2 separate regions of the Homo sapiens genome follow, and region 1 is linked to region 2. Evidence: chromatin contacts called from ENCODE POLR2A ChIA-PET data. All regions are on one chromosome and are shown on one strand. The core of a region is the stretch at or near the end of the contact, and the rest is flanking DNA. Distances in the headings are between cores, read along the strand shown. Region 1 overlaps LOC105369969 (a long non-coding RNA gene). Region 2 has its middle 17 kb from the start of SELPLG.

Evidence for each region. ChIA-PET counts read pairs that join two places held with the same protein, here RNA polymerase II (POLR2A).
Region 1: POLR2A ChIA-PET joins it to region 2 with 11 read pairs in activated T-cell. The contact joins two enhancer-like sites. POLR2A ChIA-PET finds 5 or more read pairs at or near these places in 6 of 52 experiments (AG04450, GM10248, WTC11 and 2 more).

What each region holds. Positions count from the first base shown.
Region 1 is chr12:108,747,209-108,754,646 of GRCh38, forward strand. It overlaps LOC105369969 (a long non-coding RNA gene), which reads left to right. Exons shown (of 3, transcript XR_945328.4): 2 at 236-467; 3 at 6,780-6,944. Among named protein-coding and RNA genes, the nearest start is that of CORO1C, 19 kb to the left of the region's middle. Within about 2 kb of position 4,828, at least 6 of the 41 ENCODE cell types and tissues checked have a DNase peak (open chromatin) inside an H3K27ac peak, as active enhancers do.
Region 2 is chr12:108,613,649-108,620,248 of GRCh38, forward strand. No RefSeq gene overlaps it. Among named protein-coding and RNA genes, the nearest start is that of SELPLG, 17 kb to the right of the region's middle. RefSeq lists enhancers at 3,644-4,103, 4,684-4,733. Within about 2 kb of position 3,468, at least 14 of the 41 ENCODE cell types and tissues checked have a DNase peak (open chromatin) inside an H3K27ac peak, as active enhancers do.

The DNA of each region.
Region 1 (7,438 bases), core at 3,578-6,077, 130 kb after region 2:
AGAAAAGAAAAAAAAGACAACTACAGCGTCTGGGCTGGGTACAGTGGCTCATGCCTGTAATCCCAGCACTTTGGGAGGCTGAGGTGGGAGGATCACTTGAGCCCTTTGCAATATATCTTTGCAGCTCTTTTCATCAAGAGACAAAATCTGTTTCCCAGTGCTTGAATCTGGACTGGTCTTCTAAATTGCTTTGGCCAATAGGATGCAACAGAAATAACTATCCTGGCATTTCTAGGCTTAGGCCTCAAGAGATCTTGAACATTTTCACTTGCTCTCCTGGAACCCTGATGCTGCCACGTGAACAAGCCCAGGCAACCTTACTGGAAGAAGAGAAGCATCAACTCCAACACATGAGTGAGGTTATCCTAGACCAGCCAAACCCCATCAACCACAAACATGAGTAAGCCCTGCAGAGACCCACCGAGCCCAATCCGGATCAACCAAACCTCCCAGCCTGCTTTAAACTTGTGAGTAAATAATAAATACATATTATTTCAAGTCACTGAATTTGGGGGAGGTTTGTTACACAGTGAGAGCTACCTGATACAAACCCAAAAGACATCAGAAAAGGTGTTCTACTTCGACCCAATAATTTCACTCCAGAAATGTATCCTAAAGTAATTCTCATGATCACATACACAGATAGAGTCAATTCTCATTATTCATGGTACTTATTCTACAAAGTCACCAAGAACACTGAATTAGCAAATACTAAACCATTGCTCCTAGGGGAAATACATGGTTAGGTGCCTGCAAGCTTTTGGTCACGACATTTTAGTCAACCAATCAATATACAAGCTTTTTTTATGTGTGTTTCTGTTTAAAGACACCCCCCTTATTATTATTATTATTTTTGACAGGGTCTCACTCTGTTGTCCAGGCTGGAGTGCAGTGGAGCAATCACGGATCACTGCAGCCTCAACCTCTCCCAGTTCAGGTGATCCTCCCACCTCAACCTCCTGAGTAGCTTGGACTATAGGCATGTACCACCATGCCCAGCTAGTTCTTCTGTTTTGGGTAGAGACGGGGTTTTGCCACATTGCCCAGGCTGGTCTTAAACTCCTGGGCTCAAGTGATCCTCTCACCTCGACCTCCCAAAGTCCTAGGATTACAGGCATGAGCCATCACACCTGGCCAAAGCCACCATATAAAGTATTGTTGATTAATATATATTGTTGGGCCAGGAGCGATGGCTCATGCCTGTAATCCCAGCACTTTGGGAGGCTGAGACAGGCGCATCACCTGAGGTTGGGAGTTCGAGATCAGCCTGATCAACATGGAGAAACCCCATCTCTACTAAAAATACAAAATTAGCCGGGTATGGTGATGCATGCCTGTAATCCCAGCTAATTGGGAGGCTGAGACAGGAGAATTGCTTGAACCTGGGAGGCGGAGGTTGCGGTGAGCTGAGATCACACGATTGCCCTCCAGCCTGGACAACAAGAGCGAAACTCCATCTCAAAAAAAAAAAAAATCTCTATATATATATATGTTCAATTCATTCACATCAAACTCACAGCCAATACCATAATACCTCATGTTTGAATGAAGTGTATCTAACACATGTATTTTCCCCATAAGGCACATCACAACCTTCTTGTGCTTAGGGATACTAGATAGACAGTACTTTAGCACTACACTTGGGGATCATTTTAAACACAAAAGTCATACCAAAAAAGCACACAAACATTAAATATGTGGCAGTAAACATACAGTGAAAATGTACACTATGGTCTGAAAGTTTGTGTCCCACCCAAATTCATACACTGAAATCCTTAGCCAGGCATGGTGGCTCATGCCTGCAATCCCAGCACTTTGGGAGATCAGGGCAGAAGGATGGCCTGAACCCAGGAGTTCCAGACCAGCCCTGGCAACATAGTGAGACCTCGTCTCTACAAAAAATACAAATATTAGCTAGGCATGATGGTGCGCAGCTGTAGCCCCAGCTACTTGGGAGGCTGAGGTGGGAGGATTGCTTGAGCCTGGGAGGTTGAGGCTGCAGTGAGTCGTGATCGTGCCACCATACTCCAGCCTGGGTGACAGATCAAGACCTTGTCTCAAAAAAAAAAACAAAAAAACAAAAAAAAACACCACAAACTTTGGGCTTATGCAAATATGGAGGTTGAGAAGTGCCACAATCTGCCATCTGCAAACTGGAGACTCAGAGAGGCCAGTGGTGTAGTTTAGAGGCCTGAGAACCAGAGGCCCGATGGTGGACATTCCAGTCCAGGTCTGAAGGCCTGAGATGCTGGAGCTCCGAGGGCAGGAGAAGACTGACGTCCCAGCTCAAACAGGCAGAGGGAGAGCGCATCCAACCTTTCTCAGCCTTTTTATTCTCAGGCCCTCAATGGATTGGATGATCCATATTGGAGAAGGCCACCTGCTTTACTCAGTCCACCGATTCAAATGTTAATCTCTTCTGAACACACTTTCCCAAGCATACCAGAAATAGTGTTTAATTAGATATGTGGGCATCCTGTGGCCCAGTTACATTGACACATAAAATTAACCACCACTGGCCTGGTACAGTGGCTCACGCCTGTAATCCCAGCACTTTGGGAAGCCAAGGTGGGTGGATCACCTGAGGTCAGGAGTTCAAGACCAGCCTGGCCACATGATGAAACCCCATCTCTACTAAAAATACAAAAATTAGCCGGGTGTGGTAGCACCCGCTTATAGTCCCAGTTACTCAGGAGGCTGAGGCAGGAGAATCATTTGAACCCAGGAGATGGAGGTTGCAGTGACCTGAGATTGCACCACTGCACTCTAGTCTGGGTGACAGAGGGAGACTCCGTCTCAAAAAAAAAAAAAATTAACCATCATAATGGGTAAGTTTATTTTTCATATCTTCCATTCTGTATTTTCTAATTTTTCTGCAAAGTACATTCAGTCATTGGAAATCAGAAAAGTTATTGTCTTTTTTGTTTTTAAATTTTTTTGTTGGTTTGAGACAGAGACTCACTCTGTCACCCAGGCTGGAGTGCAGTGGCATGATCTCGGCTCACTGCAACCTCTGCTTCCCGGGTTCAAGCAATTTTCCTGCCTCAGCCTCTCAAGCAGCTGGGACTACAGGCGTGTGACACCATGGCCAGCTAATTTTTGTATTTCTAGCGAAGATGGAGGGTTTTGCCAGTTTTGCCATGTTGGCCAGGCTGGTCTCAAACTCCTGACCTCCCGCCTCAGCCTCCCAAAGTGCTGGGATTACAAGCATGAGCCACCATGCCTGGTCAAGTTATATCTTTTTTAAGAGAGGAAGGAATTCTGTAAATTCAAGGTACTGTATCAAGATCCTGAGCCTAATGTCACCCTTTGACAAGCTCAGTAGAACTCCAGCTGGAAAAATTTCTAGATAATGCTCTCATGCAGATTTTTCAAAACTTAAGTATGAATCTTGGCACAAAATGTGCTCGCTCATCCACATAAATCTCATTACTGAGGCAATAAACCTTGCAATTGCTTGTGCTGTCTGCAACGGCAAGAGCTGCAGTATCCAAAGCCCAGCCTGGCCAAACTCCCCTCACAAATCAGATATTCAACCTCACAGGAAAAGAGAATCACTGTTAATTAATAACAACAAAGGATTAGGCCAGTGGTTCTGAACCCGGGACAACTCTACTCCCCTCCTCCCCCCAGGGGACATTTGGCAGTGTCTGGAGACAGTATTTGGTTGTCGTTGACTAGGAGGTGCTCCTGGCATCCAGTGGATAGATCCCAGGAATGCTGCTGAACATCTTACAATGCATGGGACAGTCCCCACCCCGCCCCACAGCAAAGAAGTATTAGTCCCCAAATGTCAATAGGAGTACGGTTGAGAAACCCTGGCTCTTCAGACATATGGAGCCTTATTAGATCTTCCTGGGCTAAGAGCTTTACAGGAAAGATCTCATTTAATCCTCACAGCAATCCTAGGTATAGGGCCTATTATCATGCCCATTTTACAGAAAAGGAAACTGAGGCTAAGAATCACATACCATTTCTAGGCCGGGCACGGTGACTCATGCCTGTAATCCCAGCACTTTGGGAGGCCAAGGCAGGTGGATCACCTGAGGTCGGGAGTTTGAGACCAGCCTGGCCAACATGGAGAAACCCTGTCTCTACTGAAAATACAAAAATTATCTGGGTGTGGTGGTGGGCACCTGTAATCCCAACTACTTAGGAGGCTGAGGCAGGAGAATTTCTTGAACTCAGGAGGCAGAGGTTGCAGTAAACTGAGATCGCGCCACTGTACTCCAGTGTGGGTGACAGAGCAAGACTCCGTCCCAAAAAAAAAAAAAAAAAAAAAAATCATGTGGTATTTCTGACTTCAGCGTTTGTACTCTGCTCTCCTCCATGCCCAAATTGTTGAGTTATTGCTCTGTTGTTGTTTTGAGGTAAGGTCTCAGTCTGTTACCCAGCCTGGAGTGGAGTGGAGTGGTGCAATCAAGGCTCACTGCAGCTTCAAACTCATAGGCTCAAGCAATCCTCTTGCCTCAGCCTCCTGAGTAGCTTGGAGTACACAACCACATGCCACCACACCTGGTGAATTTTTGTATTTTTTGTAGAGATGGAGGTCTACGCTGTGTTGGCCAGGCTGGTCTCAAACTCCTAAGCTCAAGCAATCCTCCCACCTCGGCCTCTCAAAGTGCTGGGATTACAGGCATAAGCCACCAGACCTGGCCTGTTGTTTTTAATTATGGAAATTTTCAGGTATAAACAAAAGTAGAGAAACCAATTGAACAACCCTGCATGGTCCCTCTACCCAGCTTCAGAGCTTCAGGCAGAACCTCAAGCACAACATGCTTCCCTGCAATCAAGAATCCCTCAACAAGCCAAGATGAATCACACCAGGCCTGGGCCCTTGGGAACACATGAGTTCCTCCTTCAGGTCGCTGGAAACGCGTTCCCTCTTCCTTTACAGGTTTTGATCATATCCCCCATCAGCTGTTGCCTTTCCCAGCAGAAAAGTTAGACGTAAGATCATCTGTTCTCTCCCTACTTTAAGTGTCACCTCCTTTTCTGAGAGGTGAGAAAATAGTTTTCTCCCTAAGGAAAGCTGAGATGGGGAGAACATATGCTCAGAAACAGATAATCTTGCCACCAAAATTGTTAGTAGCAGGGAGGAGCTAGTATTTGCAACGTGGGGTGCAAAGCAGCTCCCTCCATGTCTGCCTGCATACATAAATCCTTATGAGAATAGGTGGCAATTTCTTTTATTCAAACAAATGCTCTCTAGTTTCTGCTTTGTGCGAAGCTCAACTGTGCTCAATCCTGAATACAGATGACAGGCAAAACAGTCAGCTGGCTTCTTTCAAATGAAGTCAGGCCTTCATGAGGGATGGAGAAACTGGGCTTGCATCCCAGATAGGGGCTTCTGTTAATCCCTATTAATGTTGGAACTGAATTGCATGTGCTGGGAAGCAGCAGAAGGGATTGCTGTGAACATGAACTTTGGAATTAGACAGCTCTGGGTTCCAAGTCCAGCTCTCCCACTAATTAGCTGTGTGACCCTGGGTAAGTCATTCAACCTCTCTGAACCACATGTCCTTGCCTGGAAAGTGAGGACTGTTCATGCAACATGTTGGAGCCCCTATTATGTTCCAATTAATGTTTGCTATTATTTTTATTTTATTTTACTTTTTTAAGATGGAGTCTCGATCTGCATCCAGGCTGGAGTACAGTGGCATGATCTCGGCTCACTGCAACCTCTACCTCCTGGGTTCGAGTGATTCTCATGACTCAGCCTCCTGAGTAGCTGGGATTACAGGCGTGCACCACCACACCTGGCTAATTTTTTTTTTTTTTTTTTTTTTTTTTTTTGAGCTGGAGTTTCACTCTTGTTGCCCGGGCTGGAGTGCAATGGCATGATCTCGGCTCACTGCAACCTCCGCCTCCTGGGTTCAAGTGATTCTCCTGACTCAGCCTCCCGAGTAGCTGAGATTACAGGTGCCTGCCACCACGCTAGGCTAATTTTTGTATTTTTAGTAGAGACAGGGTTTCACCATGTTGGCCAGGCTGGTCTCGAAATTCTGAACCCAGGTGATCCACCTGCCTTGGCCTCCCAAAGTGCTGGGATCACAGGTGTGAGACACCATGCCTGTGCCTGGCTAATTTTTGTATTTTTAGTTGAAACGAGATTTCGCCACGTTGACCAGCTGGTCTGGAACTCTTGACCCTCAAGTGATCCTCCCACCTTGGCCTCCCAAAGTGCTGGGATTACAGGCATGAGCCACCGTGCCCAGCCAAATGTTTGCTAATATTTTTATGACTACTCAGAACCCTACCATTTTTCATTTGTTCTTCCCAAAATCTCTGCCTGGGACACTGTGGTCGATTGCAAAAATAGCCACAAATTATTCTCCTGTATGGGGCCCTGTGGTGTTGCCTTCTACCCTGACTCTGGCCTTGACCATGGACCATACCTTGGCTAAAGAGATATCAGTGAATGTGAAACAAACAGGGGCTTAAAAAGAGCTTGCATATGGAGCTTGCCATCTCTTGCTACACTTGAATCCCAGCCACCAATTGAAGAAGCTCAGGCTCTTCTGCTGGAGGATGAGAGTCCCAATGCCCAGGCATACCCCATCACTCCAGCCCACAGCTGTCAACCACCAGATATGTGAGGGAGGCCACCCTAGACCACCCAGACATGAGCTGACGTTCCAGCTGACACACTCACAGCCAAGCCAGACCCCAGAATGGTGAGCTACATAAATGCTATTGTTTTAAGCCACAAACACCTGGGGATGGTTTGTTAGACAGCAATAGATAATGAATACAAATACGTAATCTTCCCACTTTAGGGATGAAGAAACTGAGGCTCAAAGAGGCTTGGCCAAGACCACAGAGCCAGCACTCAATGTCATTCCCTCTACCATGCAGCGGGCTCCCCTCTGCCATCTCCAGCCGCCTGAAGCAGGGCCCAGCATGAATGAGACAGCTGGCAGAGTGAGAGCTGTGCTCACCACCTCAGCTCAGTGGCCCCCTGGGGGACCTGGGCCGTGACCTTGGCCTCATTACTGCATCGGACCTGTAATCAGATGCTTAGAAGGTCTGCAGAGATCCACCCAGCCTGGATCATGGGGTAGAGACCCGCACGGCAAGCTGGAAGATGTAGCCTCTTTGAAATCACACCATTCACTGGGGGACTCTCAAGGGTTCATCACACTCCACTGGGTCCTGGCCATCTGCTCTGTCCATTTGATGGACAAATGGACAGCAAAGAGGGCTAGGGATGTATGACCTTTCTAAAATATGTATGAATAAAAAAACACTTTCTTTAGACAAGACAGAATAAGAATAGCGAAAAATACCCAGCAGCTCCCTTTACCGAGCATGCCCTGCATTGGAGACACTTAGGTCACCACTGTACACCCATTGTCCTTTTTATCCTCCCCCCAAACCCCACTGGGTGGAATATAAAGCTGCAGAGACAGCCAGGCACAGTGGCTCACACCTGTAA
Region 2 (6,600 bases), core at 2,218-4,717:
GCCCTCTGCCCTCACACACGCCTTGGCAGACCTCTGGGCTCACACAGCCTTGGGAATTCCCCCCAGTTCTGCTTCTGGCTCCTTGAAGCTGTCCCTCCAGCGGGGAACTAATACAGACGTCTCCCATCTCATAGAAGGAGAAATCGGGGCCTGAGAAGGCGGTGGCATGCCCAAGGTCTCATAGAGTGAGTCCAGGGGTGGTGGAAGGACGCAGCCCCCTCTGCTCCCTCAGCAATCTTTGGCACCACCTCCTCCCCGGCACCCAGCTCTGTAGAGGCTTCGTGAATGGGCAGTGCCCAGTGACTGCCTCCCAGTGACCCCCTCTCCCAGTTGGGGATGCTGTGAGCACAGAGTGGCCTCCAGAGAGGAGCTCTGTGGCTGATGAGAAGTCACGCCAGGACCTGGCTTGGAGAATTGGAGATTTGGAGATTTGGGGACTTCCCAGCCCCTTCTCAAGGAGCCAGCCTTTGGTGGCTGGTGGCCCCAGAAAGTCTTAGGAGTTTACTCCCGAATCTGTGATTTTTCATGCTGTGTGGCCTTAGGCAAGTCACTGAACCTCTCTGGGCCTCCATTTGCTCATCCATAAAATGGGGTTGAGAATAAGACCTAACCTCACAGGGTAGGTCGACTTCTGCTATTGTCAAGGGTAATTGTTTACAGTGCCCCGGGCCCTATGAGCATCCCATGTTACAGATGAGGACTGTGAGCCTTGGAGAGACACATGGCAAAGACAGAACCAGGCATCAGACTGACTTCTGTCTCCTTCCCAAGTCTTCTGGGGAATGAAAAATCCCTGCCTTGTGTGACTCTTATCTGAGTGGGAAGGACACATAAGCAGTGGCCACTTGATGGCATAAGCAGACACAGAGACGCCCATTCTACACATGGAAAGATTGAGGCCCCAGATGGAGGAGGAATAACCTGGAGTTAACTGTTGGCCAACCAAGCTGGTCTCTGTGCCCAGGACTGGGGCAAAGACGGGGTGAAATACTGCCCCGCAGCAAGTAGGGTGATGGGGGTGAGCAAAGGAGGAGCCCAGAGACATGGCTGGATCCAAAAAGATCTCCAGGGCCTGGGGGAGCTGAGCCCTAAAAGTGGAAACAAAAGGCAGAGAGGGCAGGAGCCGTGGGGCATGGGTGAGGAGGAGTGAGAGGGCCGGTTTGCCCAGACAGGCAGACATATAGGTGAGTGGGCAGCGAGTGAGGAAGCTGGAAACTTCTTGTGGACTTGGGCACTGGGGAGCCATTGATAGTCTCTGAGCAGGGGAACAGCCGCAGAAGGTAAGGACATTCACAGGGGACCTCAAAAGATGTGGCTTCCTTGGGCCTCCCCGTCACCCAGTCCCTGGGAGGGGCAGGGACAGCAGCTGTGGGAGCTCCAAGGAGCATGCCCAAGGCCCCCTGCTCTCACACATGCCTTGGCCGACCTCTGGGTTCACACAGCCTTGTGAATTCACCTGCTTGCCTGCTTGCTTATTGGTTTGCTTGCTTCTTGGGGTATATTTTACACACAGTAAAAAGCACCAATTGTAAAAATGCAGTTCAGTGAGTTTTGGCAAATGCAGACACCCGTATGACAACCAACCAGACCAAAATAAAACATGTTTCCATCATACCAGAGGGTTCCTGCAAGCCGCTGCTAATCATTTCCCACCCCCAAGAGTAACCACTGATCTTTTCCAGAACTTCTTATCATTGGAATCACACAACATACAGCCCAGCCAGATTGTATGTCACTGTGGCTCACGCCTGTAACCCCAACACTTTGGGAGGCCGAGGCAGGAGGATCAGTTGAGCCAGGAGTTTGAGACCAGCCTGGGTTGGGCAACATAGCAAGACCCCCATCTCTACAAAAAAATAAGTAATTAGCCTGGCATGGTGGTGCACACCTGCAGTCTTAGCTACTCAGGAAGCTGAGGCAGGAGGATCGCTGGAGCTTGGTAGGTCAAGGCTGCAGTGAGTTATGATGGCGCCACTGCACTCCAGCCTGGGTGACAGAGTGGGACCCTGTCTCTAAAAAGAAAAAAATATATAGCCTTTTGTGTCTAGCTTCTTTCAGTCAGCATGGTGTCTTTGAGATTCATCCATGTTGGCATGAGAATCAGTGCCTCACTCCTGTTTATTCAGAGTAATATTTCCTTGCACAGATGGACCACAGTTTATTTATCCATTCACCAGCTGATGGATATTTGGGTTGTTTTCAGTTTGGGGATCTTATGAACAAAGCTGCTGTACACATTTGTAGCAGTCTTTGTATGAACATCTGTTTTCATTCTCTTGGGGAGATACCTAAGAATGGGATTTCTGGCTTGGATGGGGAGTACATGGTGAGTACACGTCTAACTTTATAAGAAACTGCCCAACTGGTTTCCAAAGTGGCTGTATCATTTTGCATTCCCACCAGCAACATGTGAGTGTTCTAGCTTCTCCACATCCTCACCAGCACTGGGTGTTGTCAGTCTTTCTAATTCTAGTCCTGCTGGAGGGTGTGAAGTGGCATCTGACTGTGGCTTTAATTTGCATTTCCCTGATGGCTAATGACCTCAAGCATCTTTTGCAACAGCTTTCCTGGAACCTCCACCTGGAGGTTGAGCAGGCCCTGAGACCCAACTTGGCTGAACCCCAGCTCAGGACACTCCTCTTACCACCAGCCCTGCAACCTCCTTCCATGGCTTTCCCAGCCACCCCGTGGCACCCTCATCAGGATAGCTGCCCAAGTCAGAAACCTGAGATTTCAACCTCCTTTTTCCTCACTTCCAACCCATCAGCAACTCCTACCCTTTTCTTCCCAATTACCTCTCGATTCCACAACTTCTTTGCACCCTGCTCTAGTCCAGGTTCTCCTCATCCTCACACAGCCTCTTCCTCCTCCATGCGGCCACCCTGGCTCCTTCCAGCTGCCCCCACCTTGTCTGCTCCCCTAGTGCAAACTCCTGTGCCCATGATGCTCCCACTGCCTGGAACTTTCTTCCCTCTATCCCTTCCCTCCCAAGTCAATAACTCTGTGTCCTTCAAGTTTCAACCATGATTTTCCTGACCCATGCCCCCCAGCTCTGGCCCCATTGCTCCCAGCATCTCTCCTCTGGGCTCAGGGCCCAGCCATAATCTGACATAATCTGATCTTTTCCTGGGTGATTATTTGATCAATCTGTCCCCCTCTAGACCATGAGCCCCAAAGGGGTCTCGAACTCCTGGCCTCAAGTTATCCGCCCACCTTGGCCTTCCACAGTTCTGGGATTACAGGCCTGTCCTACTCACATGGCATCCCAGGGCCTCTCACAGTGCCTGGCACATTCCATAGTAATCGGTGGCTTGGTTGAGTGGCAAAGAGGGATGGGATCTGGGGAAAGAATTTGGGGAGCCCCTGCCAGATCAGCTGCTGGATGAACCACCCCCAGGGTGGCAGCCCCAGCCTGTAAGAGACAAGGGACCTGGAACAAACTGAGCCCATCATCCCCCGCCCCCCATTTCCTGTCTACCCTCCTTCCTTCCCTGCTGGCAGAGCTGAAGTCAGCACAGTGTGGTTTCCTAACCGTGCAACCGGCTGGAGCAAGTGGTTCAGCTTTCTGAACCTCGGTTTCCCTGGCAAGAAAATGGAACAATCATTGCACCCACATTATGAGGTTGAGTCCTAAATGAGATAATGCAGACAAACTGTTTGACAAGGCACTAGGTATGCAGTAAGTGCTCAGTAAAGGCCAGCTGCTTGCCCCCGGCCATCCCTCTTAGTCCTAGGCCCCAGCTCTGCTGTGTTGTGTTCTCTGCAATGAGAGGGCTGCGCTGTACTCGGTTACCCTCCCAAGGAACAGCGCCTTCCCTCAGCAGCCAGGAGCCACAGAGGGTGACTAATGGGGGACTTCCAGGCCCCAGGGCAGGTCAGCAGGGCTGAGGTTTTGGGGCGTGGGATTCCCCCAGAACCCCGCTGTGATCTCAAGGACAGCGTGACACAGTGGTAAGATCCTGGCTTTCAGGTCTGGGTTCCAATCTCAGATCCTCTTCATGACCTGGGGCAGGTGACTTCACCTAGCTCTCATCCTCAGTTTCATCTTCTGTAAAATGGGGAGAATACTAGAACCGTCTGTGAGAGCTGTTTGAGGGGATTCACGGGGATATTGCAGCTGTGTGTGTGTTCAGGATGTGTTTGCTGAATGGATGAGTGGGGTGATTCAGGCTGGTGGTCCTCAAGGGCATGGGAGGCCCAGGCAGGAGGGGAGGGCACAGGGGTGTGCAGGAGCCAGACTATATCTGCCCGTGAGAGCTAATCAACAAAATTTTCAGAATTTTGTGTCAGTTGTTTAATAAATTAAATTCTATTATATTAAAAGCCAAGGTCATCAGTACTCAAAACTCACCAATTCCTAATAATTGTACTACATTATCCGATGATCGATGCCCTTGTTACTAACACCTATTGTATCATCAACTATATAATGGTTGGTAGCTCAAAATCGGCTGTGGGAGTATTTACATGGAAGACATTGGCAAATGCTACAAATCAGGACTTTTTCCCATTGGAAGCCAGTTGTTAAACACTTAACAGCACGCCACTGGCTTTGGGGCTCCTTCCTGGCTAAATGATCTCCAAGTCTGGCCCAAGGGAAACGCAGGCTTCCACCTGCTCTAAGAGCTGGCGGCGGGCGCCCCCTGGTGGCCGCTTCAAGCACCCGGCTTCGCCCACCCTGAATGAAATCCCACACCTTGGAGAGAGAGAAAACTGTAAAGGGAAGGTGGCCCTCTTCCAACGCAAATGGAAATCTGTGGTTACACAGCATCCTCAGGAGCTGTCAGGAAATAGGGGAAAGCTCCCAGGAAGACGAGGTGACAAGATCCCTGGGGAACAACTCAGAGGTCCTTCAGCCTGAGTCCACAGCCCCCTGCTGTGGAGCCTTCAGCTCCCCTTCTCTGATTTTTCTGATCCCTCCCAAAGGGGAGGTAGACTCAGTCTCTCCTGACCCATCAGCCTGCCGACCCCGGGTGTTAACTGACCCAGCCCATGGCAGACACTCCCACCTTCTTCCATCAGCACCCCCAGGACACTTTGAACACACCTGCCTGTGTGTATCAGATTTGATCCTTCCAGAAGTTCAGGGGAGGAGACAGACACTGCATTTCCAATATGTGTGGGCCCTCTCCCCACTCCTCCCCGATGCTGTCCCATGGCCTTTCCCCCTGACGGCTCTTTCCTACCTTTCCCTTGTCTCTTTCCTCCAACCCCTCTCTCCCAAGCCACAGCCAACCCCTGCCAGACTCAACCTTCTCTGTGAACTCCCCTTTTCCGGGATAAACCATTGGGGGCAAGGAAAGAAGTCCTTCACTTCCAAAGAGGCCATTGAAGGTATTTTTTTTCTTTTTCCTTTTCTTTTCTTTTCTTTTTTTTTTTTTTTTTTTTTGAGACAGCTTTTCACTGCTGTTGCCAAGGCTGGAGTGCAATGGCATGACCTTGGCTCACTGCAACTTCTACCTCCCAGGCTCAAGTGATTCTCCCACTTCAGCCTCCTGAGTAGCTGGGACTACAGGCGCACATCACTGCACCTGGCTAATTTTTGTATTTTTTGTAGAGACGGGGTTTCACCATGTTGCCCAGGCTGATCTCAAATTCCTGAGCTCAAGCCGTCCTCCTGCCTCGGTCTCCCAAAGTGCTGGGATTACAGGCGTGAACCACCACACCCAGCCGGAGGTATTTTTCAAGAAGAAAAATAAAGACTATCCCCTGAGATGACTTTTATTCCTCTCCTAGAAGGTAGAACAGAGTCTGTTTAAGCGGCAGCTTCTTTCTCTCTCTATGGAAATGACTGGAAGGTATTTGGGAGCAGAAGAGCAAGAACTCTCCAAATCCTGGTTTTCTAATCTGACTGAAACTGCCTTTGCAAAAATTATAACTGAGGAAATGATGACAGTGGAAGAGACCAGACCGAACAGACTCCATCTTGCTTCTAGCCTTTAAGCTGTCCTTGTTCATTCCTTCCCCAAAGTTAGGCTGAACTAACTTTGGGAAATAATTCAGTTCGTGTTTTGACTCTGAAACAAAATTAATAATATCCCTTCCCCCCGAAAAGACCCCCTTCTTGCCTGGGGACCGATCTGCCTTTGCAGGACTAACAAATTAGCTACAAGATTCGAAATTATGGTTTAGGGGTCATGCAGCCTCTGGCTCCAAGAGTCTAAGCCTCCCCAAATTGCTCCTGTGGATAACATCAGTATTGTAAAACCTCAGAGCACTACGTGAGATATTTTGCAGACCCCGCACTGGATGGATCAGTTGACACCACCTAGGCTGGTATTCTGGCTCAACCAGTTCTGCCATCGCAGCCGGGAACAGAAGACATGAAGAAAACCTCACTGCAACCCCCTATGACTGTATCTCCAACCTGACCAATCAGCACTCCCAACTTCCCAAGTCCTTACCCGCCAAATTGTCGTTAAAAACTCTGATCCCCGTCTCCTGTACAGCCTGCTCTGCATGAATTACTCTGTCTCCCTTGCAATTCCCCTGTCTTGATAAATCGGCTCTGTCTAGGCAGCAGGCAAGGTGGATCCACTGGGCGGTGACCTGACCCCCACAAGGTAGTGTGAGTTTTGAATGGGATAATGCAAGTGTTGC